Linked DNA regions of Homo sapiens: regions 1 and 3 are each linked to region 2. A link is a loop called in an ENCODE intact Hi-C map of the cell type or tissue named here. Cell type or tissue: OCI-LY7. All regions are shown on one strand. Each heading gives the region's core, and the rest is flanking DNA. Links, peaks and the distances in the headings are about the cores only.

Region 1 (10,937 bases), core at 1,998-9,997, 310 kb after region 2:
ATAAAGGAAGACTGGATTATCAGTCTTTTATTATCATCCAGTCTTGTAGGCAGTAACCCTGTGCTGTTCAAAAGAATGGATATATTGGGTAGCTGTACTAACTTTACAAAAGACAAAGTCATAAAAACACCATTCCCTAACTCAAAATTTAAGTAGCCCTCCCATTCAGAAAAACATGGTGTACATTCAGTTATAGAAATCAGCAGTGGCTGGCCGGGCGTGGTGGCTCACACCTGTAATCCCAACACTTTGGGAGGCTGAGGTGGGTGGATCACCTGAGGTCAGGAGTTCGAAATCAGACTGGGCAACATGGCGAAACTCCTTCTCTACTGAAAATACAAAAATTAGCCAGGTGTGGTGGCGGGCGCCTGTAGTCCCAGCTACTCGGAAGGCTGAGGCAGGAGAATCGCTTGAACCCAGGGAGGTAGAGGTTGCAGTGAGTCGAGATCACGCCACTTCACTCCAGCCTGGGCAAAAGAGTGAAACTCCGTCTCAAAAAAAAAAAAAGAAAGAAAGAAAAGAAGTCAGCAGTGGCTTTGACTGAATGCTACCGCGGTGTCTAAGTGATGCATGTCAGTACCCCTGCTCGATCTGAAACATAAGTAGAGAAAGATTAAAAAAAAAAAATCACATGGAGAAGTATAAAAGACTCAGCAGGCGGGAGGGGCAGACAAAAAGCAGTAGAGTTACCTTTATGGCACCTCCTTTTATGTTTTTCTACCTCTTTTTTTTTTTTTTTTTTTTTTTTTGAGATGAAGTTTCACTCTTGTTGCCCAGGCTGGAGTACAATGGCACAATCTCGGCTCACCACATCCTCCGCCTCCCAGGCGCAAGCGATTCTCCTGCCTCAGCCTCCCAAGTAGCTGGGATTACAGACCTGCGCCACCACGCCCAGCTAGTTTTGTATTTTTAGTAGAGATGGGGTTTCTCCATGTTGGTCAGGCTGGTTTTGAACTCCCGACCTCGGGTGATCCGCCCACCTCGGCCTCCGAAAGTGCTGGGATTACAGGCATGAGCCACCACGCCCAACCTCTACCTCTTTTTAAGAGAACAAGAGAGATCATAAAGTTCCCCTGTGGCTAGGTTCTAAGTTGAACAGATATAACTAATAATTCTCTTGCTTTATCAAGGTAATGGAACTGACTTGAAGCTTGATGTATCTTTATTTGCTTATAGTTGTCTTTAACAAGAGTAGTAGATGGCTTTTATTTAGCAGTGAAACAATTTTTTTAATTCTTGATTTTTTTTTCCCTTAGGCCCAGATAGCTAATAACCGAACACCTGGAAGATGGACCCAGCGGTACTATTCAGCCAACAAAAACATTATCTGTAGAAATTGTGACAAACGTGGTCATTTATCAAAAAACTGCCCCTTACCACGAGTACGTGAAATATGCTTTGCTTCTTTCCACATTTGTAAACTCAAAATCTCAAGGGTGAGGCTGGGCACGGTGGCTCATGCCTGTAATCCCAGCACTTTGGGAAGCCGAGGCAGGTGGATCATGAGGTCAGGAGATTGAGACCATCCTAGCTAACATGGTGAAAAACCCCGTCTCTACCAAAAATATACAAAAAATTAGCCGGGCGTGATGGCGGGCGCCTGTAGTCCCAGCTACTTGGGAGGCTGAGGCAGGAGAATGGTGTGAACCCGGGAGATGGAGCTTGCGGTAACAGAGATCACACCATTGCACTCCAGCCTGGGTGACAAAGTGAAACTCTGTCTCAGAAAAAAAAAAAAAATCTCAAGTGTGAAACCCTATAACCTTAGAATTCAAATCTTTTTATAGTATGTGTGTTAAATTTCATGTAGCTTACAGCCTAGTGTCGGAGAAATAATAATAAATTTGGAGTCAGAAAAATGTGGAATCAATTTTAACTTATCATTACTAGTTGTATGGGCAAATCATTTAACCCTCTGTGCTTCTTGTTTTCTTGTCTATAAAATGAAAAGATTGAATCAGATGATTCCTGAGACCCCTTTCACTTCTAAACCTTGTACTTCATAAGATAGCTTATTTCAATGTGAGATAATTTTTATCGTTAGAAAATTATAATTTGGGGCATTTTTAAATGTTTATTAATGTAAGTTACGTTAAGCAGGTACATCAACCTTTGGAACAACACAGAACTGAAGATCTTAGACGTTTCCTGACCAGATAATTAGCTCTTAACAAACATTTCTTCCATTTCTCCTTCCTCTTCCAAATGACTGCTTTTCAAATAGTTCAGACACCTCTTATGCTCCTTTTTTGTTCTTGCTTCTCCAGTCAAAACAGCTTCTTCTGTATCTGTTCCTCCTATGACTTAGCTTCTAGATATCCTCCTCATTCTACTTTCCCTCTTACATACCTTTCATTTTGTCAATATTCCTATAAGAAGAGGCATAAGGAATATATGCCAGCTGCTAGTATGTACAGACTAAGCCTTTTTGGCAAACAATATACATACAGTGTTTTGGACATTTTGTTTGATTTTTACAGTTGTGCTCAGGATTCTACCTTTATTGGGATCTCAAATTAGAAAAGATTTTTTTATGGGATTATATTGAAAAACAAATACTAATCTTCTACCTTTTGAGACTGAAGAGATTTTATGTTTTTTTCGCCACATAGAAAGTTCGTCGCTGCTTCCTGTGCTCCAGGAGAGGACATCTCCTGTATTCCTGTCCAGCCCCCCTTTGCGAATACTGTCCTGTGCCTAAGATGTTGGACCACTCATGTCTTTTCAGACATTCCTGGGATAAACAGTGTGACCGATGTCATATGCTAGGCCACTATACAGATGTGAGTATCCTGCATATAACTAATTTGTCAGGCTTTGGAGGGAGTGTGCAAGTTTGTAATTAATGTGCAAGTTTATAACTATCAGTCAGCATACCTAAAGGAATGTTTACTCCGTGAGATATATATATATATATATAGTCATGTCCATTTTGTCACTGAACATGTATATAAAGCAGTGCTCTAAATAATATAGGGGTAAGGAGCCTACTGAATCAGAAGACAGCATCAAGAGATAGCATTAATAAATATTTTAAGCCCATTCTAGCCCTTTTTCTTTATAAGCTTGTTAAATAAAGGCTGAATTTAAAGAGGTAATAAATAACATGTAAAATTTGTGTATTCATATTTATTTATTTATTTATTTATTTTTTGAGACATAGTCTCACTCTGTCACCCAGGCTGGAGTGCGGTGGTGCAATCTCGGCTCATTGCAACTTCTGCCTCCCGGGTTCCAGCGATTCTCCTGCCTCAGCCTCCCGAGTAGCTGGGGCTACAGGAGCATGCCAACACTCCTGGCTAATTTTTGTATTTTTAGTAGAGACGGGGGTTTCACCATGTTGGCCATGCTGGTCTCGAACTCCTGACCTTAGGTGATCTGCCCGCCTCAGCCTCCTAAAGTGCTGGGATTGCAGGCGTGAGCCACTGCACCTGGCCTATTTGTGCATATTTAAATGAAAATATATGCACAATTAGCAGTTATATACAGATGTTTAATGGAAGCCTATTTTGATGCTTCTTTTTTTATTTTTATTTTATTTATTTATTTTTTGAGATGGAGTCTCGCTCTGTTGCCCAGGCTGGAGTGCAGTGGCGTGATCTCAGCTAACTGCAACCTCCAACTCCTGGGTTCAAGCGATTCTCCTGCCTCAGCCTCCCGAGTAGCTGGGATTACAGGCACGTGCCACCACACCTGGCTAATTTTTTATTTTTAGTAGATACGGGGTTTCACCACGTTGGCCAGGATGGTCTCGATCTCCTGACCTCATGATCCGCCCGCCTCGGCCTCCCAAAGTGCTGGGATTACAGGCATGAGCCACTGTACCCGACCTTTTTTTTTTTTTTTTTTTTTTTTTTTTTTTTTTTTTTTTTTGGAGACAGGGTCTCGCTCTGTCACGGTGGCTAGAGTGCAGTGGCATGATCTTGGCTCACTGCAACCTCTGCCTCCCAGGTTCAAGTGATTCTCCTGCCTCAGCCTCCCAAGTAGCTGGGATTACAGGCGCCCACCACCATGCCTGGCTAATTTTTGTATATTTAGTAGACAGCAGGGTTTCACCATGGTCAAGCTGGTCTCGAACTCCTGACCTCAGGTGATCCACCCATTTCAGCCTCCCAAAGTGCTAGGATTACAGGTGTGAGCCACCACACCTGGCCTGATTCTTCTTATCAATGATTTTGCTGGTCTAATAGTCTAAGGAAAGAAGGACAAGGCAGCCATTACTTTAAATTGCAGCATATTAAAAATGCTGTTTTGGACACTATTTGCATTGTATTGTTGTAAATGTATATGGAGTTTAGTCATAATTTCAAAGACCAGAGGGCTGTTGAAATAAGCAAATACAGCTTTGATGTGGAATATGTAGTTTTCTACATTCAGTTTACCCTAATTCCTAATGAGTGTCTCATTAAGAGTCTTTCATTTTAGGTCTTAATTGCGTTTCTTACTACATAGTAACATATGTTTATTTTATATTAACAGCTAATCAGTACAAAGTCATTTTTCATCCTCATACCTAAGTGGCAATTCTAATTGATTTAAGGGGTATTTATGAAAGGGGTGTCTCTCATTCTCTTTTTTAAAGCATTACTTACCTATTTTTTAAAATAATAAAAGTACTTTAATATGTACTTCCCCAAAGTCATGATACGAAAGCAGAAATATTTTTCTAATTTTATTTATATTGAAATACACCTATAGTCTTTTTTCTTACAGCCCTTTTTAATGCATGTCTGAAATACACCTATAATCTTTTGCTCAATAAATTAGTATGGCTTTCTGTTGAAATGAATTTCAGATTAAAACAGATTAGAGTATGAGTGTTTGGTATATATATGTATTTCTCATGTAAATAACATGACAATTATTTATTGTAATTCCACCAGCAAATTTATACTTAAATTGTTACCCATTTTTTAAACAAACAGTGGTGCATTTAATAATGTTTTGGTAAGTCATATTTTATAAATGGAATTGTGAAATTAAAAGACGTACACTTATGTCTGGATAAGTATTGTCAAATTGCTCTTCTAAAAGATTGTACCAATGTATCTACCTACCAGCAGTGTTAAGAGAAATGAGCACTGCACTCATCAACATTAAGTATTATCAGTCTTTAAAATTTTTGGCTGGTCAGACCAAAAAATGATATTTTATTGTTTTAATTTGTATTTCTTTGGTTATTAATAAAGTGGTATATGGTTAATTAATTTGAATACTCTATTCTCAAGGCTATATAGATAGAAGTTGTCATTTCATTCCAAAGTACTTTAGTCTTATTTTTTAGTGTTTACCAAGTCTTAAAAATGATAAATCCTGAATTGTCCTAGCATTATGTTGTTGTCTGCATTAAGTTGTCAATTATAATTTTCTTAGCAAGATTTTCTAGTTTGGCAGTTATCTTTAATAGCATCTGTTTTTTTTTTACTGTTTTCTTCCAAAGAGCTCTGACAAATATGGTCTTATTTGCCTGTGATAAAGAAGGGGAGTAAGACATTATCATAGGCAATTTTTTAAAAACAAGAAACTGTACTACAGAACAGTTAAAAATTACTTGTAAAAGGTTATATAATCATCTGTGTTAATTCTATAGGCCATTCCTCTTAACTTCTTGATTTTGGCCTCTAATATATGTTAAATTATTATCTAAAATGAGAATTAATAATCCCAATGAATGTAGGTTTTTTTAAATAAGATTAAAATCATGGTATGCTCCTGTAATATCAGCTGCTCAGGAGGCTAATGCAGGAGGATCTCTTAATCCCAGGAGTTTAAAACCTGGTGGCTCACACTTGTAATCCTAGCACTTTGGGAGGCCGAGGCAGGTGGATCACGAGGTCAAGAGATCGAGACCATCCTGGCCAGCATGGTGTGAAACCCAGTCTTTACTAAAAATACAAAAATTAGCTGGGCGTGGTGGTACACACCTGTAGTCCCAGCTACTCAGGAGGCTGAAGCAGGAGAATCGCTTGAACCTGGGAGGCAGAGGTTGCAGTGAGCCAAGATCATGCCACTGCACTCCAGCCTGGCAACAGAGTGAAAGTCTGTATCCAAAAAAAAAAAAAAAAACAGCCTGGGCAACATAGTGAGAGCCTATCTCAAAAAATAAAATAAAATAGGGTTGGGCTGTGACCAGCTTCAGAGAAGGCAGTACTCTTTTCCCCAAATCTACCAGTATCTACTATATTTGTTGTAATTACATGGCGAAGGTTCTGGAAGCTGGTCTTTGTAGCCTACACACCTGGTGTAGGATTCCCTCGCAGCCCAGTCAAGCCTGGGCTCTACTGACTCCTTGTGGCAAGGCTCATAGTCCTTCCACCACCCCAGAAACTTCATGAGAATTCACATGGAAGCCGAGTCATTCTGGCCCCATGTTGTTGGAACTGTACATGCTTTAGGTCTGTCTTGAAACCTGGGCCTCCACAGAAAATTTGTTTCCTCTGCAGCCCTATCAAATGCTTGCTGCTCATCTTCCGTGACCCTGAATCTTAAGAGATGATATCAGCCTCTTTCTCACATGCCATGGCTGCTTTTAAGTCATTACTCAACCCTTTTTATGTAAATACCTTTGGCTTATTTAAGGCTTATACCCTCTAGCAATACTATCCTCTACCATTCTTTGTCATTTTCATCTTCCCACCTACTGGACTTTCTGCTCATTCACAGAGGATTTCTAACCTTTTATAAATTGACGATATTGAGAAACTTCCAAGGCTGGGCGTGGTGGCTCATGCCTGTTACCCAGCACTTTGGGAGGCCGAGGTAGGCAGATCACTTGAGGCCACAAGTTTGAGGCCAGCCTGGCCAACACAGCAAAACCCCATCCCTACTAAAAGTACAAAAGTTAGCTGAGTGTGGTGGTGCACACCTGTAATTCCAACTACTGGGAAGGCTGAGGCATGAGAATTGCTAGAACCCAGGACGCAGAGGTTTCAGTGAGCCGAGATTGCACCACTGAACTCCAGCCTGGGCAACAGAGTGAGACTGTTTCCAAAAAAAAAAAAAAAAATGAAAGAAACTTGCCCTTTTACTTTATATATTCCCATAGTCACACACCTAGACCTCTGTTTGGCCAGATTACCAGATATATGTATGCAAAGAGAATTTGTAGTGAAAACTGTCGAGTCATATTCAAATCCTTTCTGTAATGAAAAGCTTTTTCCTAAAATCTGTTGGAAATTGCTCATTGGTTAACTACTTCTGTAAAAGTATTTGGTTGAAATTCCAGAGTTTTATGAGGTGAAGGATAAAAAGATGGCTCAAGGCCTACTAAAGTCAACCTGCATCATTAGTCCCTTTCAGAAGACAAGAACCTGGATTATGGAAAGAATCCTGTTTCTGAATCTGCTATAGTTTCTCTCCTCACTTGCCAACAATTTTTAAATATACAGAGAATTTTTAAATGTCTGTATACCTTTAGCTTGCACACAGAAACCTATTCTGTGAGCTATCTCTGACATTTCCAAGATAACAACAGCCATACATAATTGTGTGTTTACTGTGCTGGAGGAGTGCTTCATTCACCACTATGCCCTTAGCATATAGTAGGTGTTCAGTAGATTTAATCCTCATAAGCAGGATATGAAGTGTAGGTACTATTTATTACTCCTATTTTACAAACTGAAAACTGAGACATTACAAGGTTAATAAGTCTAAGGTCTAAAAGCTAAAATGATGCTATACTTTATGACTATGTGGAGAAAGCTTACATATTGGCAATCAAGGAATCATCAGTTTATCTCCTACTCGGAGGATCTCTCAACTTTCTTTCTTAAATATGCAGATATTATAGCTCTAATAAGCAACTTTAATATAACACTCATGACATTGGGGCAACATAGTGAGACTCCCACTCTTTACCAAAAAAAAAATTTAAAAATTAGCCAGGCAGGGTGGCACGCACCTGTAGTCCCAGCTACTCGGGAGGCTGAGATGGGAGGATTGCTTGAGCCCAGGAGATCAAGGCTGCAGTGAGCTGTGATCACATCACTGCACTCCAGCCTGGGTGACAGTGTAAGACTCTCTCTTTTTAAAAAAAAAAAAAAAAAAAAATCAATATATTATAAAACACATAAAGAAAAATATTTTCCAAACAAAAATAAATTTTACCTTAGGTTGTCAGCACTTTAAAAAACCCCTGGGGATCAAGAAAGCAGTATAGAATGTTGATTTTCAGATACAGAGCCAATTCTGTGATACCATAGAGCTTTACTGCTCACAAGAGACCATTGCAGCTTCAGCAATCTTTATTAATTGTTCAGATTGCCATCCTTTTTTATTAAAGCATAATGACTGAGTTAGTCAGTGTCAGATATAATCAAAACCCAAACCTCCTAAATTTCCTACCTTTATTCAGCAATTTTTTTCTCAAATTCCCTGCTCAGTGTGTTATCCCAGTCCATGCTAAATAACTGTTAAAGTCTGATTTTTTAATACAGTGGGAGAAAATAATTCATAGAACATATTTCACTTGATTCCTTTATTTATTTATTTTTATTTTTATCTTTGAAACAGAGTCTCACTCTGCCGCCCAGGGTGCAGAGGTGTGATCTCGGCTCACTGCAACCTCTGCCTCCCAGATTCGAGCAATTCTGCCTCAGCCTCCCAAGTAGCTGGGATTACAGGCATGAGCCACAACACCTGGCCAATTTTTGTATTTTTAGTAGAGGTGTGGTTTCACTATGTTGGCCAGGCTGATGTCGAACTCCTGACCTCAGGTGATCTGCCCGCCTTGGCCTCCCAAAGCGCTGGGGTTAACAGGCGTGAGCTACTGCGCCCGGCCTTTTTACTTTTTTGATGCTAGAAAAATGCTCCCATATCAGCCATATACTACAATATTTTTCACAGTGCAAAAGTTTATTTTAAGGAGAACTCAGTTTAAACTGTGTAGTATTTAACATACACGTGAGTGCTCAATGATGTTTCTTCAATAAATATATATGTAAAATTGAAAACTAATGTCTTTTATTTAGATTTTTATTAAACTTGGAGATTTCCAGCAGGAAATACAAAGCATCTAGTACAAATCATTTCATACTTGTCAAATCCAGAATGGAGAGTTACTAGAGCATTATTTTTGTAAAGGTAATTATTTAAGAAACAGGTATTTATTTTATTTTTAGTGTACTCCAAGGAGCACTGAGTAGTATTCATATGATTTCCTCCCCTTATCCTTTCCACAGTCTTACTCAGATATGACTGGCCAGAAATAAGAATGGCTGAAACATATTATTGTGCTGAATAACTAAGCCAAGATTTGAATTTAAAGACTTGCTTAATTCACATATTTTGTGTAATGGCGGTTCTACCTTTATTCAAAAACATCTCCAGTGTTCTACCACCCAAATAAACTTTCTACATTTGTTCATTTAGCAAAAATTTGCTGGTTGCCTCTTATATGCCAGACAGTATTCCAAGTACTAGGGGAAAAAAAGATGAATAAAACATGATCCCTGCCCTTGAGGAACTCAGAGTATAATAGGAAAGGTGGGTGTGTTAAGAACAGTGTAAAGTGTAATGTGAAAGTACATCAGGGTGGTGATAAATAAAAGAGTCTTAGAAGACTCTAAACTTAGTGACTTGCAGATGATGCATACCTAGAAAATGTAGAAAGTGTGACGTAGACCTAAGAAGGGAGCCAAGTAACTGTGTCTTTTTATTTTGACATGATTATAGATTCACATGCAGTTTTAAGAAATAATATAGAGGGCTGGGCGCAGTGGCTCATGCCAGTAACCACAACCCAGCCCTTTGGGAGGCCAAATCTGGAGGACTGCCTGAGGCCAGGAGTTAGAGACCAGCCTATGCAATATAGTGAGACCCTATATCTACAAAAAACATTTTTTTAAGAAATGATAAAATTAAGATTCAGATAGCAAATAATCATGAACAAGCTAATTTCCCTGCTCAACTTATTTGAAGAGAAACCACTGATATATTCAAATCTACTTAATGAAAATGAGAATGCATAAATAAGAATAAATAATTAAAATTAAAATGCCGCCTCCCCAACAAAGTAACTTAGATGTGTAAAATCACGATGTGAGGAAGGAATGAAGGGGAAAAGAAAAACTCATCTCTGAAAAAACTAAAACACTAGAATTATATTATCGTGATAGATTGGTATGTACTTTCAGATAAATATGTAGTTCTGCTGACAGTGTGCATTACACCTACCTTTGGAAATAGGAAAATCAGACTTTGGTTAGATATATGTACTTTGTTCCACCCACTTTTCTCAACATTTTAATGTTATTTATAGGTAATATTGGAGCAAGAGGGCAGGCTGCAATTGATTGATTGTCTTACAAAATTGTTGTATAGGCTTACCAAATGTTTATTTAACTGAGAGATCAGACTACTTCAAGAAAGTTAAGTTGATTTCTATACTTGAAGGTCTCCTCCTGTCTTCTTGATGTACACAAAACTCACGATAATGTTAGTGAAAATCGCATACATGTTCATTGTTCAGGGAGTAAATCCCAAAATCAGGAATTAATAATTTATTGGAACTGTTACCAAGCCACCTAATAAATGAATATCTGAAATTTTCATGGTTGCAAATGTATGTGACCTTATGTAAATAATTATGTTCTACATTTTAAACTTGAAGGCATATGGTACAGTTTGGTTCAATGTCCCCACTCAAATCTCAAGTCGAATTGTAATTCCCAATGTTGAGGGAGGGACCTGGTAGGAGGTGATTGGATCATGGGGGCAGATTTCCCCCATGCTGTTCTTGCAATAGTAAGTTCTCATGAGATTTGATGGTTTAAAAGTGTATGGCACCCTGCCCCTCATTTGCTCTCTTTCTCTCCTGCCAACGTGAAGGTGCTTGCTTCCCCTTCAACCTCCACCATGATTGTAAGTGTCCTGAGGCCTCCTCAGCCATGCTTCCTGTTAAGCCTGTGGAACTTGAGTCAGTTAAACCTCTTTTCTTC
Region 2 (10,937 bases), core at 2,040-10,039:
CTGGGAAAACAGGCGAGTGACAAATGTGATATTTTGATGAACAGGCAGGTTCTGTGTGCTGGTGGGGAGTTGGGTTGGAGGGGAGCATCTGAGAAGCCCTCACTTAGGAAGTGACACAAGCTAGATCCTGAAGTTTGGGATGTCAGCCAGGTAAACAGTAGGGTGAGGGAGGAAGACAGTTTTTCAAGCAGTGGGAAGAGCATAATAAAAGGCACTCTTTATTGAGCACTTATTATATATGGGGTCATCCTGAGCACTTTACATGCATAATCTCATTCAATTCATATAACAGTCCAATCACAAGCACAATTGGGAAACTGAGGCTCAGAGATTGGTCCAAGATTCCAGGAGTAGTCATTGTTGAGTCAGCACTAGAACTCGGGTTGTCTGACTCCTAGGTTGCAAACAGGACAGAGCATGTGGTGTTTAAGGAACGGAAAGAGGTTTGGTATGACTGGAGTGCGCATGAAAAGAGGAGAGTGGAGAGGGCCTGGCAGCCTTGTTAAGAAGTTTGCATAGCTTCTGAGAACAATGGGCAGATTTGAAGGTTAAAACCCTTCAGGCAAGTCATTGATCAGAATTTTCTTTCAGCTGCTATGTGGAGGGCAGACTATTATTTGGACAAGTCAACGACATTGGAGATGGGGACCAGCCAGCAGGCTACAGCAATAGTCCAAATGAGAGAAGAGAGTGCTTGGACTAAGGCAGTAGCAATGGGGATGGAGAGAAATGAGCAGATTCAATGGATATTTAGGACAGAGATGCAGTGACCTTGAGCAAACGCTTGCCATAAGGCAGGCCTTTTTCCGTGGTGACATGTAGAGGCACAAACTTTCTAAGCAGTGAAGATGGTGGAGCCCCTGCTTCCCGCTAATTTAAATTCCAGAGAAGGCCGGGCGCAGTGGCTCACGCCTGTAATCCCAGCACTTTGGGAGGCCAAGACAGGTGGATTGCTTGAGCTCATGAGTTTGAGACCAGCCTGGACAACATGGTGAAATCCCATCTCTACAAAAAATACAAAAATTAACCAGGCATGGCGGTTCATGCCTGTAGCCCCAGCTACTCCGAGGCTGAGCTGGGAGGATGGCTTGAGCCCAGGAGGCAGAGGTTGCAGTGAGCTGAGATCACACCTCTGCACTCCAGCCTGGGCGGTAGAGCCAGACCTTGTCTCAAAAAAAAAAAAAAAAAAAATTCCAGCAAAAATTATAAAATCACAACACTCTCCTTTTCCTAAAGCACCAAAAAGATTTCAAAAGCATTTTTCCATCTTCTATTTTATGTAAGTCTAAGAGAAAGATGTGACTATAATCTCCACAGATGTGAGAAGTGACCTACCCAAGGTCACATGGCTGACAGAAAGATCTAGAATCTAACTCCAGCTCTAGTGCTCTCTGGTACACCACAGAGTGTCAGAGCCCAAAAGAACCTCAAAAATCGTCTGCTCCAATTTCCACATTTTAATATGCGGAAAACAAGGCCCAGAGAGAAGTGACTTGGCCAAGGTCACACAGCAAGTAAAGGCTTAGAGTAGAACCAAGGACTCTACTCCCAGAAAGGTTTATATCAAGGCATTTGGACCATGGAGGTGAGAAAGGACCAGATTAATCCCCACTAGCAATGGTCCAGCCTCCCCCTCCCTGACTGAATGCTGCTGAAGAAGTGAGACTTCAGCTAATGGTCAGCCCACCTGGGCACTGCCACCTCCGACCCAGTTACAAGCATACCAAGCTCATGAATGGCCGGTACACACTGCCCTGCTACCCTACCCCTCTTGTTCCTAACCCTGGACAGCAACTAAGCTGTCCTGGGTCGATGGTGCCACCTGGTGGCTGGTGCTGGGAAGTGTCTGACTCCCTCATCACTTTCGTCCTCCACTGTTCAGTCCCTCAAGAGGCTATGCCTTTCTTTCTGCCTATTTCCTCTCATAGATCAGTTAATTTTGCTACAAGCAATGTGTTTCTCACACATACCTTCTCTCACACCTTTTATCCTTCTTCCTCTCTCAATTTTTCTCAAATTACCTTAAGACATTCTCTTGTTCTCCCTCTCCCACAGTTTATTCTAACACAGGGATAAAATGCCCCAAGGAAGGACTAACACAAATGTTAATTTGTACTAATAAAAATGAAAACTAGAAATTTCAAAGTAAAATTAAACACATGCGGGCACACACACACCTCGCCCCCACCCCCCAACCCTCCCACACACACACATGAGTCAACCAGAAACATTCCAGAAACACCCAGAAGCCCCTGTGGAATCAGAACAAAAATCTCCCCTTTGTCAACTGTCTTTTAGACCTGCTTTTCCTCAAATGCCAGGAGTCAAGATAAATACCAAACCCACTTCTTTATTTTATTTTGTTTCATTCCCAATCAATAGCATTGCTAGGTTTTCTTCCCATCAAAAATATGCCCCAGATGGGGTCTCCAGGTGGCTGCAGGCTAGTACAGAGCTAAGCTGGATGGGGAGAATAGGCAGGGTTCTGAAACACTCACTCCCCAGGCTCTCGGGTGGCACGAGCTGGCTGCTGCTGGCACAGAAGAAAGCCTGCTGGAGGGAAATCAGACCTCAAGCCCTACCAACAATCTGCTGGGAAGGGGAGAAGGCTCGGTAGCTATGTCTTTCCGTGGGAGCTCAACCTGGGATAGAAGCAAGAAGCACTACATACATATCCCAATCGGCTAGTGGAGGATTTCCAAAACCCAGTGTGTCTTGTCACTCCCTCCTCAGCTCAAAGACCTGCCATGGCTCCCACTGTCTTAAGGAGCTAAGAACAGGAGAAATGACTGATGACACCTTTCTTTTAACTGAAACCACTTAATTGCTCACCTTATCTATATGAGTGATAAGTAGGCAAGTTCAGACTTTGCAGCAGCCTGAAGCAGAAATTTTCAAAGTGTAGTCCAGGGAGCCCTGCCAGGGTTGGAAGAAGGGGTCCCCAAGATACTTTCAGGTGATCTGTGAGGACAAAATTATTTTCATTGTTTTTTTATTTTACTTTAAGTTCTGGGATACACGTGCAGAATGTGCAGGTTTGTTACACAGGTATACATGTGCCATAGTGGTTTGCTGCACCTGTTATTTTCATATTAATGCTAATGTGTGATTTGTCTTCTTCACTCTCATTCTCTCACGAGTCTACAGTGGAGGTTTTCAGAAGCTGTAAGATGTGTTCCATCACAACGGAGTGAATACAGCAGCAGCTATGAGAGTCCAGCTGTTTTCTATTAAGCCAGACACTAAAGGGATCTGCAGAACTGTAAGCCAATGCCATTCATACTAAATTTTGGGTTTGGAAGATTCGGTTCTTTCTTATTTCAAAAATATTATTTATGTTACTTGTTTGTTACTGTTATTTTTAATAAATAAATATTTTAAACTTTCATCCATTTTAATTAACCCTCATAAACTAAAGCTCCTTGAAGTCCTTGATAATTTTTAAGAGTTTAAAGGGACCCAGGACCAAACATTTGAGAACTGCTGCCCTACAATAATGCCAAGAGGACTTGAGATGGAACCAGGAGAAACTCAAAATTTTGGTGCCAGAAAAAAACCTCAGCAATTCATTGATCTCCTGTTTTAGATGGAAAAACTGAGGCCCAGACAGAGAAAGGGACAGGAAGAAGGGACACAGCAGGGGCAGGGGTTTGAAGCCTTGTAAATTCTCTGACCCACAGGCTATGCAGCCAGGGATTAAACCATATTCCCAAGCCAGAGAGAAAGGACTGTGGGATTCTCTTCCCCATGGGGCAGCAGGGCATGCAGGGTGGAGAAAGCCAAGGCCATTTCACCTCAAGTTCCAGACCGCCTTGGCAGGGGACTGCCCACAGCAGATGAGACTATATCCCCCTCCATCGGCCCCACCACTCTTTTACTGGTTGGCCCCCAAACTGATTCCCTGAACTGAGATCCCCACATGGCAGCACCCTGCCCTCTCCCATACCCCCAGGGCTCTCCCGAACACCAGTACACCACCCCATGGGAAAAGGAACTGGGGGTAAGAGGAGGGGGAGGGGCTGGGGCAAACCAGGTGCACAAACAGAGAGGGTGGGGGTTCAGCGGCGTTGGCTCTCACGGGGGCTCTCGCTCACTGAATCAAAGTGAAACTTGGGGACCCAGGAGCGAGGAGGAACCGAAACCTGAGCCCCCACCCGTGGGACAGGCCCTGGGCACTAGGGAAAGGCCCCAGGAGCCCCTCCAATTGGCCACCTGGCCTCAGATGCCCTGCGTTACCACAGAGGCCTCCAGCAGTTGTCTATCTGGGTCTCAGCTGAGGTGCCCACAGCTACAAGATCAGGACAGAGATCACAGGGGAGAGTGGCCCGCCAGGCAGGGAGATGGAAACCAGGTCCTCACCATCTCTGCCACTAACTGCCCCCTGCATACCCTTGGGCCAAGCCTGCGCCCTCTGTGCCTGGACTACCCTACCTGCAGGGTATAGAGCACATGACCTGCCAAGGAGTGTGGCTGCTTGGCCACTGCCCTAAGTTCTTGCCTCCGCTACCCTACCCACCTCTGGCCTGTAAGCCTGACTACCCACTTCCCTGACCACACACATACACGCACGCACACTCGGCCCCACCGGCCAGTTCCAGGATCTGCCTCCCATTAGCTTCAGCTGCCACAGGCAGAGACTGAGCCAAACTGGTTTCTTTAGAGTTCATGCTAAGACTCCAGAAGCTCAAAGACCTTCAGGCCAAGGAAAACAGAGCACAAGTGCCGAGAGCAACTTGAGCGGGGAGCGCATGAGAACTCGGGCCCAGCAGCCCCAGATGACTGTTGCCTTGTGGGTTGCCAGGCTGCCAGCTGCCCCAGGGTTGCCAGATCTGATTTTTCTTCCCCAAAGAAGCCAGGCATCCATCCATACATGAAATTTCCTGATTTTGCAATGTTGGTAACTAATTCAAAATCATCATCAATACAGGGCAAGCCAAGGAAAGCATGGCTACCAGGCTGCCAATTCCCCCCTGGGTTCTACGTGATGCCCCCACCACGACCACACCCCAGCAGAACCTTGGTCCTGACTCCTTCCTAGACAAAAAGAGAACTCAGGTAACAACCCACCTCTCTACATGAGGGGACATGTAGACACCTCTCTACATCCAGGGGACAGCACACAGAGGGCCAGGGAGGGGACCTGCCCTTGGAAAGCCCCAGCAGAGGCCAAGACAAAATGGTGGTAACCTCCTTCCTGCCCCCAAAGCCACACTGGGAAAAGGAGATGGAGAGGCTGCCTGTTCACCCATACTCCACACTGGACCCTAAAGAATCCTTGGGTCTCAGCCAGTTGTGAAGGACCAATGACCCAACACTGGAAATCCCCACAGGGGAGTGGGCTGGTTCCAGAAAGCCAGGCCAGGTCCAGGCTCAAGGACAGCATTCCAGGTGGCAGGCCCTGAGTGGGCAATGGCCTGGAGACGGGAAGCTGAGCCAACACACAGGGACTGGAGGCACAGGAGGAATGAGCAGGAGGAAAGGGAGGCCCGCGAGAGAAGGGCAGGGCTTCTCTCAAGAACTGAGGTCAGTGCGGGGGGACGTGTGGGCAGCACCCCATGGGGAGATAAGACTGATGGGGCTGGCTGTCAACAGTGGGGATGGCGGACGGCCCTGTGAGAATGGAGGAAAGGAGGGAGAGGAAAACTGAATTTATCACATCGAAAGGCAAGGGATGCCAAGGATTTTCCACAGAGCCATCCTCTCTCTCTAGGTTTTGGGGGTTTTGCTGTGTGATCTGGGCAGACCGCCTCTCTTCTCTGAGCCTGTTTTCCCATGCGAATGACGGAGCGGGGCGTCTCAGGTGCTCTCCAAGGCCCTTCCAGCTCCCATGGGGGAGTCTCGAGGTCCAGGCTGGTGGCCCCAACAACCCCTCAGACGCCCAGCCCTCCCAGGCCCAGGGTGCTACCCTCTGCCCCCACCCTGGAGGCCTCCACCCCCCTGTGCTCCCTGTGCCTCTCTTCAGGGAAAACTGGGGCCTGACCCTTTTCTTCTGCCATGAAGCAGGCTGGGAGACTCAGCTTCCTAAAGGCAAAGGAGGAGGAAAGTGAGTGGCCCTTCATTCTGCAGCCGACACCTGGGGGCACTGTTGTTCAGCCTGGATGCCCCGGGCTCCCGGCTGCAGGCAATCGGCTTCTTCAGTACTATGGAATCGCTCCGTGGCTCCACAGCTCCAAACAGGAAGGTGGTGGTGGGCGAACCAGCCAGTTCCAGCTGCCAACAGGACCGTGGCTAAAGCCTGCTGCCCTCTGCCATGACGGGCCTCACGTCCTCAAACATAGGCCTCTCCGTGGCCATCTACTCAGCATTGACTACAGCCAGGCCCTGGGGCCACGCCCTTGGCAGCTGTCACTTCACTTCATTTTATTCTCACTGTAACCCACAAGGCTTGCGTCAACTCTATTCGCCAGATAACAAAATGGAGGTGCAGAGAGATTAAGTAACTCGCTACAAGAAGTCCTCAAACCATTTCATCCCTGCCCATGAGCCTGTGCCTTTGACTCAACACCTTATTTGGGGCTCTCCAGGGATCAGAGATCTGTGAACTCTCAATCCCACAGGGGCTGCCTATTACTCCTGACTCAGGAATCCTGAGCTTTTCCACATACCCATCCCTTCTGGGAGCTCTGAGAGGGCTCTCCCCACTTCCTGCTTCTGTTTTCTGCCCTCATCCCGGGAGCAGCAGACAGCATCTATGCATCCAGGGAAGGAAAAGGGTCCTAGGAGAGAAAAGACCAGGACCTGCCCATGTCAGAGGGGCCCAGGGCCCCAGCACGGTCTGTGAGCTTCTGAAGCCCCTTCCCTCTGGCCATAGCTCCCGTGGAGGTCTGCTGGGCAGGGCTGAGGGGGCGTCCAGCCTGAAAGAGACAGGGGAAGAGGGGATTTGGGGAGAGAGAGAGATAGCAAGAGAGAAAGGAAATTGAATGAGTGAATGAGTGTGAGAGAAAGAGAAGAAGGAGAGGGAGAGAGAGAGTGTGTGTGTGAGAGAGAGTATGTACGAAAAAGAAAGCTAGTGAGAGCTAGACCGGGAGACAGAAACAGACACAGAGGAAGGTTCAATAAACAGGAAATAAAGCCAAATAACACAGAATGAGATGCACCCCCAAAGACATGGGGAGAGACACAAAAACAGACAGGAGACAGGCATCCCCAAAAAGGAAGTCATAATGGGAGCACCTGGCTAAATGCCCCCCAACAAACCTCCCCATGAGAGTCTCATCAGACTTGGCATCTTCTGGAAAGGACAGGCCACCTCTGAACCCTGGCTGCCCTTCCTGTGCCCTCCTTAGAAGGTAGTCCAGAGCCCAGAAGGCTGGAAACTCACTTGCAACGTACCCCTACTGCCCAAAAAGAAACCTCTGGCCCCCACAGTCCACACTGGCTGGACAGGTCAGCTTTCTAAACTGGTGAAAGGGATTCGCACTCCGCTGACCTCAGTGTGTTCAGGGCCTTTCAAACTCAGGGCCCTGTGAGTTATTGTGAGGGGGACAGGGAGGGGACCTAAGTGGGGAGAGCGGCGGAAGGAGGTCTCACTAGAGATCAAAAGCCCAGGAAGGAACCCAGGGTCTGAGGCTGCCCTTTCACCCATGGCCGCTATTCACAGCCCTGCCTGCTTTGCCAAGTCTCTCCCTGCCACCACCTCCTCTGGGCCTTCCGGAGAGGGAGGTGCTGACTCAGCCTCCATTCCCCTCACCCAGCAGGATTCCTGAGCCATGCCACAGCTTCCTCGACGAAAGCTCTCAGTTCAAACCAACCAAGAGACAAAGCGACATCTCATAACTGGGTGGCACCCCAGCCTGACCCTCAGAGCCATCCCGCAGGCCTCCCAGGCATCCGTGTGAACCGGGGCTGTGCCGAGAGGCTGCGCTGGGGATAGAAATGATTTGTGGCCCCTGCCCTGTCAAGTCCACATGAGTGGCAGCCTCAGGGTCAGGCAGCAGAAGGGAAAGACAAGTGGGTAGATGCACTTGCAGACACAGTACTGGCACAGAAGCATTGGCCACCCAGGCTAGAACAGGCCTGCCTCAAAAGTCACAGAGTCCGAACCAGAATGTCATCCTTGACTCTTCTGCTCCTCATTTGTCCAGCGCCTGCTCACACCTCTGATGATGGAGAGCTCACTACCTTTCTAAGATAAAGCTTCCATTCTTGGCCCAGCCTGGCTGCTTCTGAAAGCCATATGTTGCATTCAGCCATAATCTGCCTCCTGCAGCTTCCTTTAACCAGCCCCAGCTCTTCCTCCAGAGGCCACAGAGATCTTACCTGCTGCTGAAGAACAGTTCATCTGAGACTTGGACATAGTGGCCATATACCCGAGTCTGGTCTTGGAGGCAGGCATCCTAGGAAGAACTCTAGAATCTCTATACTGAAAGGGCCCTTCGCCAATCCACTGGCCTAACAATATTCTAGTTAGTTTGTTTGTCTTTGCTCCAGAACTCTACTCGGAGCTTTCTATGGAAGCCCAAAATACCAAACAAAAGCACCCTTGACTGAGGATAGTAGAGGTCCCTCCACTCACCCTCGTTACTAATTGTGAACCCTCTAAAGGAATGTGACTGATCCACTCTACCAAGGAGCACTTACTGAGCACCTACTATGTGCCAAGCACTTGTATTAGAGCTGTGTTGTCCAATACAGCAGCCGCTAGTCCTATGTAGCTACTGTGCACTTGAAATGTGGCCAGTACAATCGAGGAGCTAATTTTTTTATTTGATTTGATTTTAATTTTAATTTTAAAATAGAAGCAGTGTAAAATATTTGTCCCACTAAACACAGCTTTATTGTTTTGGTAGGACTACATCTAACTTTAACTGTCAAACGTTTCGCATCCAAATTGAGATGTACTACATGTGTAAAATACACACCAGATTTCAAAAACTTGGCAGCAAAAATAAGAGAAAATATAGCATCAAATTTTTTATATGCTGACATGTTGAAATGATGATATTTGGGGTATACTGGATTAAATAAAATATATTATTAAAATTAATTCCACTTGTTTCTTTTTACTCTTTTTAATGTAGTTACTAGATCATTTAAAATTACACGTGGCTTGCATTCTGCTTCTGTTGGATAGTGCAGGGCTAGTCACTGTCATGTTATCTTTTTACCTGAAACACTCAGCAGAGTGAATGTTTCTTGAGCATCTGAGACACATAGCTCAAAACTATCTCCCTAAATGCTTCTAGACTAAATGTTCGAAAGCCTCCGTCAAAGTCTAAGCCACCCACATCTCTCTACCTCTCTCCCTTTCCAAATCCTGCCGTGCTGGTCCTCTCCCTGCACATGCTCACCAGAGTCCCAGACTTGGCACAATCTCTCTTGCCTTTGATTGGAATGCCCTCTCCTCCCTTTACCCAGCTCTCAAATGCCACCTCCTATGAGGAGCCCCCAAGATCCTTTTGGTCAAAACTGGCCCTCCCTGCCTTACTCTTTCCCCCAGTGTCACCTCACCCACTGCCCTCCTCATCAGAGGAATTTCAGCTTGCCAGTCTTGCTCGCCACCTTACCCTCTGTGGTTGGATCCTATCACCCGTTCACCTCTGCAAGATCTGGGCAGGAGGGTGGCCCCAGGAAATGCCCTCAGAGCAAAACTCAAGTCTAAGCTGGGGATGACTGTGAACTAGGCAGCAGAGTAAGCAACTCCACCTTGCAAAGCCTCAGTCACCTCATCCGAAAAATGGGCAAGGACCCTCAGCTGTCTTCCTCTTAGCTCTCCATTGCCTCTCTTACCCCATGATTCTTCTCTCAGGCTGCTGATGGTACCGCACTGGAGGCCAGAACCCTCACAAATCCATGGTTTGCAGCTGCCATGGGCCAGCCGGCCAGTGTGCCTGAAATATCCCTGTTTCCCCAGTGGCTGCTTCTTACTTTCTCTGCTCTCCTCCAACCTCTGGCCTTCAGGTCTCACTTCTCTCTCCGCATCCAACCTGCTAATCATGCCCTTCTGATTGAAACTCTTCCCCATACTGGCCCCAGGCTCTGCCCAGCCCCAGACTGCTCCGCCTCCAAAGCGCATCTCTGAAAGGGCTGAGGGACAACAGGTAGCTGGAAAATACCAGGGAACTGAGGCCTCAGGAGCACTCCAGCTCCTCCTGACTCCCCAGTCCATACCAGCTGTATGGCTGTGTAGCCTCCATCCCCTCCCCTAGTAAAACGGAAGTGACAGTCTCTGCCTCTTTACCTCCCCCTAGGGCCACTGCAGGAATCCAGAGAGATACAGAGAGAGGATGGGAAACATCAGAAGGGGGCACTTATGCAATACCCCCGACAGACACTTCCCTGGTGTGAGCCCGGCCATTGCTGCCCACCCCTGGGATCAAACGTGCATACTCTCAGTGGTGTGGGGTAGGAGTTAGGGGGAGGCTCTGGTTGATTGGGTTTGTCCCCCACTCTTTCCACTCCTATAAGCTTCCAGGACCATCAAGTCATTCTCCCTTCTACCACAGACCACTGACTGGACTGCCCCCTAAGTCTTCCTGAGGATCAGGACTCTACCATATATATCAGAACTGGAAAGATTTCAAAGATCACCCAGGCCAGGAACAGTGGCTCATGCCTGTAATCCCAACACTTTGGGAGGCCTAGGCAGGCACATCACTTGAAGTCAGGAGTCCAGGATGAGCCTGGGCAACATATCAAAACACCGTGTCTATTTATTAAGAAAAAAATTTTAATTAAAAAGTAAAAAAGATCATCCAATACCACATCTGATTCTTGATACTCTGTTGGCAGCCCAACAAGTGGCCACTTAGTCTCTGCTTACATATCCCCAGAGATAGGGCACTCATTACCTCCCGAGGCATCTCCTTTTATCCTAGGCCACTCTCATATGTGCAACTTGGTTCTTTTTAAACTGAGGTGAAATCACCTCTGCATCAGCCACACACTTTAAGGCCATGCAATGAGATCTCATTCCTTCCTCCTTCCATGTCAGCCCT
Region 3 (10,937 bases), core at 1,155-9,154, 380 kb after region 2:
TCCTTGCTCCTCTCCCTACCCCTTCTCCACCACCAGGGAGCCTGTGGAGATTGGAGCAGAACGGGGAACCTCCCTGAGATGGAAGCCATCTGCAGGCCCCACTCACTTTTCCTCCACTGGCGCCCTCTTGCCTGCCAGCCTACCCTGGTTAACCTTCCTGGGAGGAGAGCTTGTCAAAGTCGCCTCCGCCTCAGCCTCCTTTCACAACCCTGCCTCATCTTCCACACCAAGTCTCAGGGGGCCTGCAGGACCCACCATCATCCTGGAGAAGTCATGGGTCGCCAGCCACCTGTCTCCTGTGCCTGCACCCAACTAACCATCGCTTCCTGCTAATTTGCATTGACAACCTTCCTGCACTTGGCTGCTCAGGGGAGTTTTCTGGTTTTATCTCCTCAATTAACTTTGGCCTCCTGGGTCACTCTGGATTTCCCACTGCAGACCTGGCTGTGGAAGCCTGCCTATATGCTCCAGAGGATTCTTGTCTTTTCACGAGCCCTCCCTTCCCATCTGCAAGCCAGGCTGTGCACACAGCAACATCTTGCAAGGGAGTCTCGGCCATGGCAGGATTTTTGAAGTTCTGGTGGGTGTCAGAGCTGCAAAGGGCCAAAGGACTGTCTAGTCCACTCTAGCCCACCCGACTTTGCCTCCTCTCCTCACTTCACAGATGGGAAATTGAGGCAAGAACTGAGAAAAGGCTTGCGGTGGTCATACATCAAGTCAGAATAATGGCCAGACCCAGGCCTTGGTGCCCCCTCAACCCCCTCACACTCTCTCTGCCACATTTTGTCAACAGAAAACAATTTGCAAACTTCATCAAGTTAGGAGGGAGTGAAAAATGTGTTTAAATATTGAGCTTCAACAGCCTTGTTACTTCTAGGCACCTTCAGCTATTTGCAAGAATCTCTGGGCATAGCATGAGCCGGGCTGTGGCATGGGAGTGAGGGGCTGGATGGAGAAGAGGCCTCCCTCCTGGGCCAGGAAGCCGACTCCCATCCCCTCCTTTAGCACCGTGGACTGAGCACCTCTAAAATAACACCTCCCATGGAGTTACGATGCGTCAGGGAGCAAATGAACTCTGAGATGCAGGAACTAGACCTGAGGACAGGAGGAAACTGGGAAGGGAGTGGGGAGCAGCAGCAGAGCAAACAGAAAAGATGCCCGAAGGAAGCGAGTTCCTAGGCCACCAGGGGCCAAGACCCCAGCACGTGCTATAGATTATCTTGGGGTTCCCAAGAGAAAGAAACTCTCAAGATCAGAAAGTCACTGTTGTCTTGGAGGACTTTCAGAGATAATGAAGTCTAGAATGCTCTTGGTACCTATGGGGAAACTGAGGCCCAGAGAGAGCCTCGCATCCCATACTGAGTTGGGGGCAGAGCCAGGACTACTGCCCAGGCCCGACCCCAGTGTGAGACTCTTTCCACAAGGTGGGGAACCAGGGCGTGGGAGCAGGGTTTGCAGGAGACCTGAAGGAGGGGACATCTATGGTTGGGTGTTGAACTTTTTGGAGCCCTAGAGGCCAGTGAGGCAGAAACACCACAGAGGAAAGCTGGGGTTTCTCTGTGACAACAGACTCTTGTGGTGCTATGAAGAAACTGGTGTGGTTGTGATGAGGAAAGAAAGGCTGTGAAAGTGAAATTTCCAATTTGTGAGAGGAGGAAACTGCAAATGTGTTCTCCATCCCATGCAAATTATCTGTGGCCTTTTGTCCTGCACCTGCAGCGGCTCACAACATACACAACACCAGGGCTCAGACAGGGCTCAGGGTCCCGCAGAGTCTGAACTGGGTCTTCCAGCTCCAAACACAGCAGGAGCACAGGGGCAGAGAAAGTCTCCCTCCAGCTGTGGGGGTGTCCTGAGATGCCTGAGCTGCACCTGTAGGGTGTCTGCCCTCCCAAGGGCCTGCCAGGATGAGAACGGGCAAACCTGGCCAAGGTGACCCCATTAGGGACTACCCTCCTAGGGACAGCACTCAGGGCCGTTCCCAATCACCCCGGATTTCCTGTCCTGCTCGTCTCCTGCCACACCTCCTTTTGATCTACCCCCAAGACACCCCTACCTTTTTATTCTGTGAAAATTTACTCATGCTGTGGGCCCTGCTGGAAATGCCCTCCTACTGTTTCCCCAAACCCCGTCAGAAATTCCACGGGGAAACTCCCTTCCCTTCTGCTGCAGGCACCGTCACTGTGTCTCTCAGCTCTGCCCCCCAGCCTCTGAGTACCACCTTATCCTAGCCCTTAGCTACTGGCTTGTCATTGTCTCTTTACGTTCTCAGCCTCCCACAGAAGCCTGGGAGCTCCTCGAGGGCAGGTATCTGATTCATCTCTGTATCCCAAAAGCCCAGCGTTTTGCTTGGCACCCATTAGAGGCCAGGAAGGGCAAACCTCCTGTCAAATCCCGGGGGAGATGTTGCTAATCAGTCCTGAACACCGTTCCCTTGGAGACTCAGGCTTCTCAACGTGGTGGGTAGGCCCTGCCTGTCAGCCAGGACCTGCTCTCCCAAAGGGGCGCTCCAGAAATGTGTGACTCAGTTCAGCTGGAAGCTCCTGGCCCCTCAGAGGTTTGACGCCAGCCCTCTGGTGTGTGATTTCTGAGATACCAAGGCTTACTTCCTCATGACGCCCGCATGCTGCCTCAGCTTCACTCCTGAGACAGTCCAGGCAGGAAGCACAGAACTCCTCTCAGTTCTGTACTCACACTCGATATTCACACTCATACACACGCAAGTATGTACACATGCACATATGCACACTTGCACCACACATGCTGCCACATACACAATAACACATGCACACGCTTGCTCACACTTGCACACACACACAAATACACTCCCATCAAATGTTTTACGGGATTCAGGAGTTTCAGTGAAGATTTGGGGCTACGAGGACAGGTTACATGACACTGGGCATAGCTTCCCACTGTCCTTGCAGCTCCCCCTACCCACTCTCTCTGTCCTCTCCCCCTCAATTCCCTCCATTGTTCCAGCACTGCCCCACCTCGGTCCCAAATTCTCATCCCTCTGTTTTATAGAGCCATTCTACTGTCTGCTCTGGAGTTGGGAACTGTCCATACCTGTGCCTGCAGATCCCAAACAAGGGAGTGTTTCCCAAAGAGGCATTTGAATCACATGTTTCTCCGTCTTGCTTAGTATCATTATGAACAAATGAATGGCTGTAGCAGAAGAATGTCTTGTCACAGCTCTCCATTTCCCATTCTAAACTAACACAATTCTGGCCAGACATAATGGCTCATGACTATAATCCCAGCACTTTGGAAGGCTGAGGTGGGAGGATTGTTTGAACCCCGGAGTTCAAGACCAGCCTGGGCAACATAGTGAAACCCCCGTCTCAGTTTTTTTAAATAAAAGAAAAAAAGGAATAAACACAATTCAGTGACAAATCTCTTGTTTTGGGCCCTACTCAGTGCCTGGCACTGTGCCAGACACTGCAAATACAGAGACAGTAGCTCCCCCAAGAAAGCACCACAGTGCCTAATAGCAAACACACACACATAAGCAAACACTAGGCTGGGCACAGTGGTTCACGTCTGTAATCCCAGCACTTTGAGAGGCCAAGGTGGGAGGATCACTTGAGCCCAGGAGTTGGAGATCAGCCAGGGCAACATAGACCCCATCTATTAAAAAACAAACAAAAAAGCACGCATGGTGGCCCATACCTGTAGTCCCAGCTACTCAAGAGGCTGAGGTAGGAGGACATCTTGAGCCTGGAAGGTCAGGGCTGCAGTGAGCCATACTCATGCCACTGCACTCTAGCCTGGGTGACAGAGCAAGACCTTGTCCCAAAAAACAAAACGAATAGTGACAAGTGAAGGATGTGACTGAGGCCATCCTAGAGGTAGAGAAACAGCCTTTCTGCTGTGATATGAAGGACAGTCAACTTTCCAGGTGAGCAAGATTGGGAAGGTCATCTCAAGCAGGAGGAGCAGCACGTGCAAGGACACAGGAGTGCCTCACCTATTCTTGAGCTTCATATAAATGGAATCATCCAGTGGGTACTCTTGTCTCTGACTTCCTTAGCTCAGTGAGTCTGTAAGATTCACCCATGGGGAGAATACTCTAAAGCTTTGTTTCAAACATTGAGAATTGGGGAGCTAACTTGGAGGAGCCCAAACTCAACACAATAGTTTCCTAATCACCCCACCACAGAAGCAGGGCTCTCATGAAAATTAGCTTTTATCCTCTTCTTGTAAAAGCTTCCACAGAACCTAAGCCTCAAGGAGCACAATGTATAGCAAGCTCCCCCACCGCCTGCACTGAGCAGCAAGAGTCTCACTCTAGTCCACAACTTAAGATGTTCTATTAAACCCAGGGTGGATTTTCTATGCCCAGTGGTTTTCCATTTTGTCTTTTAATTTTTACTTTAAGGACTTAATTTTAACAAAAGAGCCAAATTACCACCAAGCTTTGAAATGAACTTTAGAGGAGTTAAGAACAGGCTTTGGAATATGAAGCTTTAATGAATATTGGAAGACAGTAATTAAACAGCCACTGTGCCCTGTCTCATGCTTTACAAAAGGCAAGGAACAGAGAGATCAAAGACTGGAGGTGTTTGCTTCGGAACCACTGGAACCACCTGAGGAGATTTTTTTTTTTTTTTTTTGAGACGGAGTCTCTCTGTCGCCCAGGTTGGAGTGCAGTGGCATGATCTCAGCTCACTGCAAGCTCCGCCTCCTGGGTTCATGCCATTCTCCTGCCTCAGCCTCACAAGTAGCTGGGACTACAGGTGCCTGCCACCACTCCTGGCTAGTTTTTTGTATTTTTAGTGGAGACAGGGTTTCGCCACGTTAGCCAGGATGGTCTGGATCTCCTGACCTCGTGATCCACCCACCTCGGCTTCCCAAAGTGCTGGGATTACAGGCGTGAGCCACCGCGCCCGGCCCACCTGAGATTTAAAGTCTCCTGTGCCCAGCCTGCACCCCCAGACCAATGGCATCGGAATCTGTTGGATGGGGACACAGACACCACAATTATCTCTTAAGCACTCACGTGATTCCAATGTGCTTCCAAGGTTAAGAGTTTCTGGATTGATTGACAGTGAAGTGATGAGAAACTGATAAAGGAAAACGGGTGAAGCTGAAAGAGAGAGGTCTTCACACCAAAATACAGCTCAGCTTTGGAAGGAACCGAGAGGGCTACACCCAAGCCTGGTGACACCAAGGGACATTTCCAACCTCTGAGGAAGGAGTTCTGTTATGGGCTAAATTATGTTCCCCCAAAATTCATATGTTGAAGTACTAAATCCCAGTACCTCAGAATGTGACTGTATTTGAGGCTGGCCCTATAGAGGGGTGATTAAGTTAACGTGAGGTCACTATGGAGAGCCTCAGTCCAATCTGACAGGTGTTCTTAATACATAAGAAGAGGAGACCGGAACACACAAAGAGACCCAGGGGTGCACAGGGACCACATGAAGAGGCAGCCAGAGGGCAGCCACCTGCAAGCCAAGGAGGAGGCCTCAGCGGAAAGCAACCCTGCCGATGCTTTGGTCTTAGACATCTGTGGATGACGTCACTCAGTGTTAGTTTGGTGTAGCAGCCCTTGCAAACCAATGCAAGCTTCATTTCAGCACTTTGGTCTTATGTCTAAAGAGTCTTCTCACAAGGTTACTTCTTCAGCCACTTCTCGGACTCTTCCCTAACAACTAATGAGGATCCCCTTAAATACTGATCCACTAAGATGTTCACAGAATATTCCTGATAATTATGGATAGTGGAAATGTTTGACAATGAGAGAATGGAGAAGTAAATGATAGCAGTCAGTTCAATAGAGCATGAAGAAGCCATTAAGTTATCAAGATTTTTTTAGCCTCTTCCCTTGTCTTCTAACAAGGTCTTTTTTTTTGTTTTTTTGTTTGTTTTTTTTTGAGACAGTCTCACTCCCATCATCCAGGCTGGAGTGCAGTGGCACAATCTTGGCTCACTGCAACCTCTGTCTTCCTGTTCAAGTCATTCTCATGCCTCAGCTGGGATTACAGGCATGTGCCACCATGCCCAGCTAATTTTTTTTTTTTTTTTTAGTATAGACGGGGTTTCACCATTTGGCTAGGCTTTCACCATTTGGCCAGGCTGGTGTTGAACCCCTGACCTAAGGTGATCCACCCACCTCGGCCTCAAAAGTGCTGGGATTATAGGCATGAGCCGCCTTGCCCGGCCGACTTAAAAAAATCTCAATAGAAGGCCTGGCGCAGTGGCTCATGCCTGTAATCCCAGCACTTTGGGAGACTGAGGTGGACAGATCACCTGAGGTCAGGAGTTCGAGACCAGCCTGATCAACATGGTGAAACCCCGTCTCTATTAAAAACACAAAAATTAGCCGGGCGTGGTGGTGGGCACCTGTAATCCCAGCTACTCAGGAGGCTGAGGTGGGAGAATCACTTGAACCCAGGAGGTGGAGGTTGCAGTGAGCCAAGATCACACCACTGCACTCCAGCCTGGGCAATAGAATGAGAGTTCATCTCAAAAAAAAAAAAAAAAAAAAAAGATTTTTAAAGTTGCACTTTCAGCATGATCTCTCACCTACGCAAAAACGCATTGAAAATGCCCTTCAGTAAGCGGATGGGTAGGTAAGTTCTGAGGTATTCACAAAACAGAATCCCACACCACCTGCAACAACATGGAAGAATCTTACAAACATTGAGCTGCAGGGAAAAGAAGTCAGACACAAAAGATTCCATTTCCCTAAAATTCAAAACAGCCAAAACTAAATCTGTGCTGTTAGTAGTCAGGATAGCAGTTCCCTTGGGGAGACCAGAACGGGGTACAAGGGAACCTTCTGGGGTGCGGAAAACGTTCTGTGTCTTCATCTAGGAGATCAAGACCCTCGTCCTGAGACCTCCTAACCCCATACCAGGACACTTGAGTATGTGTCTACTTTCTTTGCCCCCAATGTCTAGGTTACCTATAGGTAGTCCTGCCTCTCCAACACATATGGGGACACCCACAGAGAGTCTTTAGCTTCACAGTTGGTGCCTTGACCTACCCATCTGCATCCTAAACCCATACAAGGATGTATAAATATAGAAAAATGTATTGAGTTGTAATTGTACTTTATGTAGGTTAATGTCAGTTTTTTTTAAGTGTTTTAAAAGGCAGTGTAAAAGAGCTGGAAGTTAGTATGTACACAGATGGCCATGGCATTCAGCTGGGGCTGGTACAGGGTCTGTGGGACTGGTTAGGGGTGGGGCAGGCGGCTCAGTTCTGACTTGGGTTGGAAGAGTGGAATCTGGGCAGGCTTCCCCTAAGGAAGTGGCTCTTAGATGAAAGCAGAATGAATGGGGGGAAAAGCATCTCAGACAGGCTTGTTCAAAGGCTCATAGGCAGGCCAGTGGAGGAGTCATCCAGGCTGAGAGCACTGGTCAGGGTCGGAACATGGTTGTGGTGGGAGAGGAGATGGATAGGACAGAGACAGGGACACCCAACTGCAGATGAAGTTGTCTGATTCCAGGAATGATCCCAGCATGGCTGACCAAGGGTGGTCTGTGCTGTCGATGATCTCAAAGCGGGGTCGGGTAGCCATGCCAGCTTGGGGCACAAGGGAGAAGATATGATGTACCACAGTCTAGATGATGTGGTTGAGGTCCCAAGTCACTGTACGTGAGAATATTGATGGGTAAACCAAGGCACAAGCTGGAGAGCTCAAGACTCTGTGGATGTGGGTGTGTGTGTGTGTGTGTGTGTGTGTGTGTGTGTGTAGGAGAGAAGGTAAAATACATAGGTAGGTAGACACAGTGTCCTGGGATAGAGTGAGGGGATATCAGGACAAGGTCATGAGTTGAGGCTTGGAACCTAGGGCAGCTTAGGGGTTCTTAGCTGATCTGGTTTCCCCTTGGGTTTTGTTTCGTTTTGTTTTGTGAGTGCGTGTGTTTAGAAATGGAGCCTTGAGGCCGGGTGCGGTGGCTCACACGTGTAATCCCAGCACTTTGGGAGGCTGAGGTGGGCAGATCACCTGAGGTCAGGAGTTCGAGACCAGCATACCCAACATGGCAAAACCCTGTCTCTACTAAAAATACAAAAAATTAACCGGGCATGGTGGCAGGTGCCTGTAATCCCAGCTGCTCGGGAGCCCGAGACAGAAGAATTGCTTGAACCCAGGAGGCGGAGGTTGCAGTGAGCTGAGATCACACCACTGCACTCCTGCCTGGGCGATAAGAGTGAAGCTCTGTCAAAAAAAAAAAAAAAGAAAAGAAAAGAAAGAAAAAGGGAGGAAAGGAAGAAATGGGGTCTTGCTACGTTGCCCAGGCTGGCCTTGAGCTCCTGGGCTCAAGCAATCCTCCCCCTACAGCCTCCCGAGTAGCTGGGACTAGAGTGAGTTTTTTGCTTTTAAATAAGATCAGATTGGAAAGGATTCTTGGTGATTCTTTTCCTTACTTTATGATTTGTTTTGTAATGGCCTTTTCTTGCCCCCCACCCTCACCTCATTTTACAAAGGGCAACACTGAGACCCAGAGAAGGGAAGAGAGTCATAAGGGAAGGGAATGTGGCTAAATCTCCATGGACCAAGCATGCAAGGGTTTGAGGGTGTCTGCAGCTTAGTCTGTGCCCGAGGCTGGGCTGTCAGGACCAGGACCTCATAAGACATCTGCCCCCTGCCACCGGCCACCCGGGAGGCCCTTGAACCAGTTATTTTGGGAGTGCCATCTGAATAAGATACAGAAATGTGCCATTGTGTTTACGAAGATCAGCAGTAGTTCCTTCTGAATCTTTTCGGGGTATTTTGGCTGGGTTTTTCTTAATTATCCAGATTAGCATTAGGTAAATTCCCACATGTAAAGACGTCTCATCTTCTGAAAACAGTTGTCAATGTGGAAGTGGACTTGTGGCTGGCTTGCCCCCTAGACAATGAATAGGCAGAGGACACTGAGACCCGGCCAGCCCCATCCAGCCCCATCCAGCCCCACCCTTCAGCCTATGAAGTCATTTCTCACGGCATAAACAACACGGACTCTGCAAATGCAACTCTCTCCTTAGTGTTCAAGTACAGCATTTGTTTCCATGATGAATCGGGACCCCAGTGATTATTTCTCTCCCCACAATGTGGCTGGTTCCGGATGCTTTTGGGCCACTGCGTGGGACCTCCAAAGGAAGGCAGGAGAAAGGGATGTGCCTGAATCAAGCCATGAGTCTGGGCGCCACTGGCCCATCCACCATCCGGGGAGGCTTTCCACGTGCAGGATGCGCCACCGAGGGCACGGCCGCCTCTCCCACCCGAGGCCTTCACTCTGCCCTGTCTTCCCCCGGTACCCCTTTCTCCCGTCTCTGCCCAGCCAAATCCTGTCATGGTCAGCGGCCGGCTGCAGCGCCACCTCAGTGAAGCCTTGGGGGAGACCATGCCGTCCCAGCGAGGGGTACAGTAAGGATGCCACAGTCACCCCACCCTCGGGGCCACCTCATCCCGGCACTGGCACTGGCACTGTCCTCTGTGGCTCCCAGCACTTCACACATTTGTATGCTTTGCTTCAGAACAACAAACACTAAAGTTGCAGAACTTTATTTAAAAATGAAAATAAAACTGCCTGATTTATAAAGACACGTATATAGATGTTTGGGAATGTATGTGTGTATACATATGTAGAGAGAGAGCATATAAATAAATTTATATATATATATATATATATATATATATATATTTTTTTTTTTTTTTTTTTTTTTTGAGACAGAGTCTTTCTCTGTCACCCAGGCTGGAGTACAGTGGCACGCTCTCGGCTCACTGCAACCTCTGTCTCCTTGGTTCAAGCGATTCTCATGCCTCAGCCTCTTGAGTAGCTAGGATTACAGGTGTTGGCCACCACGTCTGGCTAATTTTTTGTATTTTTAGTAGAGGCGGGGTTTCACCATGTTGCCCAGGCTGGTCTCGAACTCCTGACCTCAAGTGATCTGCTTGCCTCAGCCTCCCAAAGTGCTGGGATTACAGGCGTGAGCCACCACACCTGTCCTATATTTATATATTCTATATTACCTAATATAAATATATAAATGTTGATATATTCTATATTACATAATATAAATTTATAAATGTTTATATAAAGAAATATGTCTTTGCATATTCATAGAAAGAAATCTGGAAGAATACACACCAAACTGCTCCTCTTGCTTATCTCTGGCAAGTTGATTTTGCTTTCATATGAAGCAGTGTTTGAATTTGTTACAGGAATGTATTAAGTTTTTAAGCTCTTAGCCAATATTTCTGAAGATGAAAAGTGTCCTGGATATGCATCTGTCTTCTCTCTTGCTGGACAGTGGGAACCTGCCTCTGTCCTCTAGGCTGGGTCACAGAGCAAAGTGGGCAGATGTTTGTGAGATGAATTACAGAGAGTGCAAGGATGAGCCCCAGCTGCCTCCAGTGAGGCCCGGGAGTGATGGCTTCTCACTGCTGCCCTGCAGTGCCTGGACCGGCACTTAGGGAGTGCTCCCTAAAGGTTTACTGAATGAAGAAGGAAGGAAGGAGGGAGGCAGAGAAGGAGGGCAGGGAGAGAAGGAAGGGAGGAAGGAAGGGAGGGAGGAAAGGAGGGAGAGAAGGAAAGGATAAAGGGAGGCAGGGAAGGGGGGAGGGAGGGAGAAAGAGAAGAAGGGAGGGAAGAAGGGGTATGAGTGATCATAAACCCTGAATTTGTGTATCTGAATTAATGACTGTTTAATGTATAAATGTGGGAATCTAATGAAACACTGAAATACAGGGTACCATCTGGATGGATGGTGGAAATATTTTATTACTAGGCGTACAATTGTTTTCATTATAAAGTAACAGAACTGTATCCCAAAAGTATGAAAAATAGGCTGGGCAAGGTGGCTCATGGCCATAATCCCAGCACTTTGGGAGGCCGAGGCAGGTGGATGACCTAAGGTCAAGAATTCAAGACCAGCCTGGCCAACATGGTGAAACCCCGTTTCTACTAAAAATATGAAAAAAATTAGCCGGGCGTGGT

Evidence for each region. Peaks named below come from ENCODE experiments on the same cell type or tissue, not always from the same donor. Only the 100,000 strongest peaks of a DNase experiment are listed, where the experiment ranks them.
Region 1: a loop joins it to region 2, with 3 times the contacts of the local background. A loop is called at or near these places in 11 of 110 quality-filtered maps.
Region 3: a loop joins it to region 2, with 2.8 times the contacts of the local background. A loop is called at or near these places in 12 of 110 quality-filtered maps.

Annotation. Positions count from the first base shown.
Region 1 is chr9:37,302,932-37,313,868 of GRCh38, forward strand. ZCCHC7 (zinc finger CCHC-type containing 7) reads left to right here. Exons shown (of 9, transcript NM_032226.3): 4 at 1,257-1,382; 5 at 2,613-2,783. Among named protein-coding and RNA genes, the nearest start is that of LINC01627, 86 kb to the right of the region's middle. In OCI-LY7, for the core only: CTCF peaks have their summits at 6,303 (motif pointing left) and 6,502; a DNase peak (open chromatin) is centred at 6,270; H3K27ac peaks cover 3,278 bases.
Region 2 is chr9:36,989,938-37,000,874 of GRCh38, forward strand. The region is part of intron 5 of PAX5 (paired box 5); the gene reads right to left. Among named protein-coding and RNA genes, the nearest start is that of PAX5, 39 kb to the right of the region's middle. RefSeq lists enhancers at 3,714-3,763, 5,074-5,233, 5,264-5,323, 5,374-5,443, 6,154-6,313 and 4 more. In OCI-LY7, for the core only: CTCF peaks have their summits at 6,091 (motif pointing right) and 6,302; DNase peaks (open chromatin) are centred at 3,174, 4,144, 6,094, 6,344 and 2 weaker places; H3K4me3 peaks cover 2,879 bases; H3K27ac peaks cover 7,538 bases.
Region 3 is chr9:37,369,606-37,380,542 of GRCh38, forward strand. The region is part of intron 1 of LOC124902153 (a long non-coding RNA gene); the gene reads left to right. Among named protein-coding and RNA genes, the nearest start is that of LINC01627, 20 kb to the right of the region's middle. RefSeq lists enhancers at 228-377, 5,347-5,456, 7,083-7,382, 8,627-8,876. In OCI-LY7, for the core only: CTCF peaks have their summits at 1,441, 1,640 and 5,428; DNase peaks (open chromatin) are centred at 1,606, 2,546, 4,258 and 5,476; H3K4me3 peaks cover 2,715 bases; H3K27ac peaks cover 7,856 bases.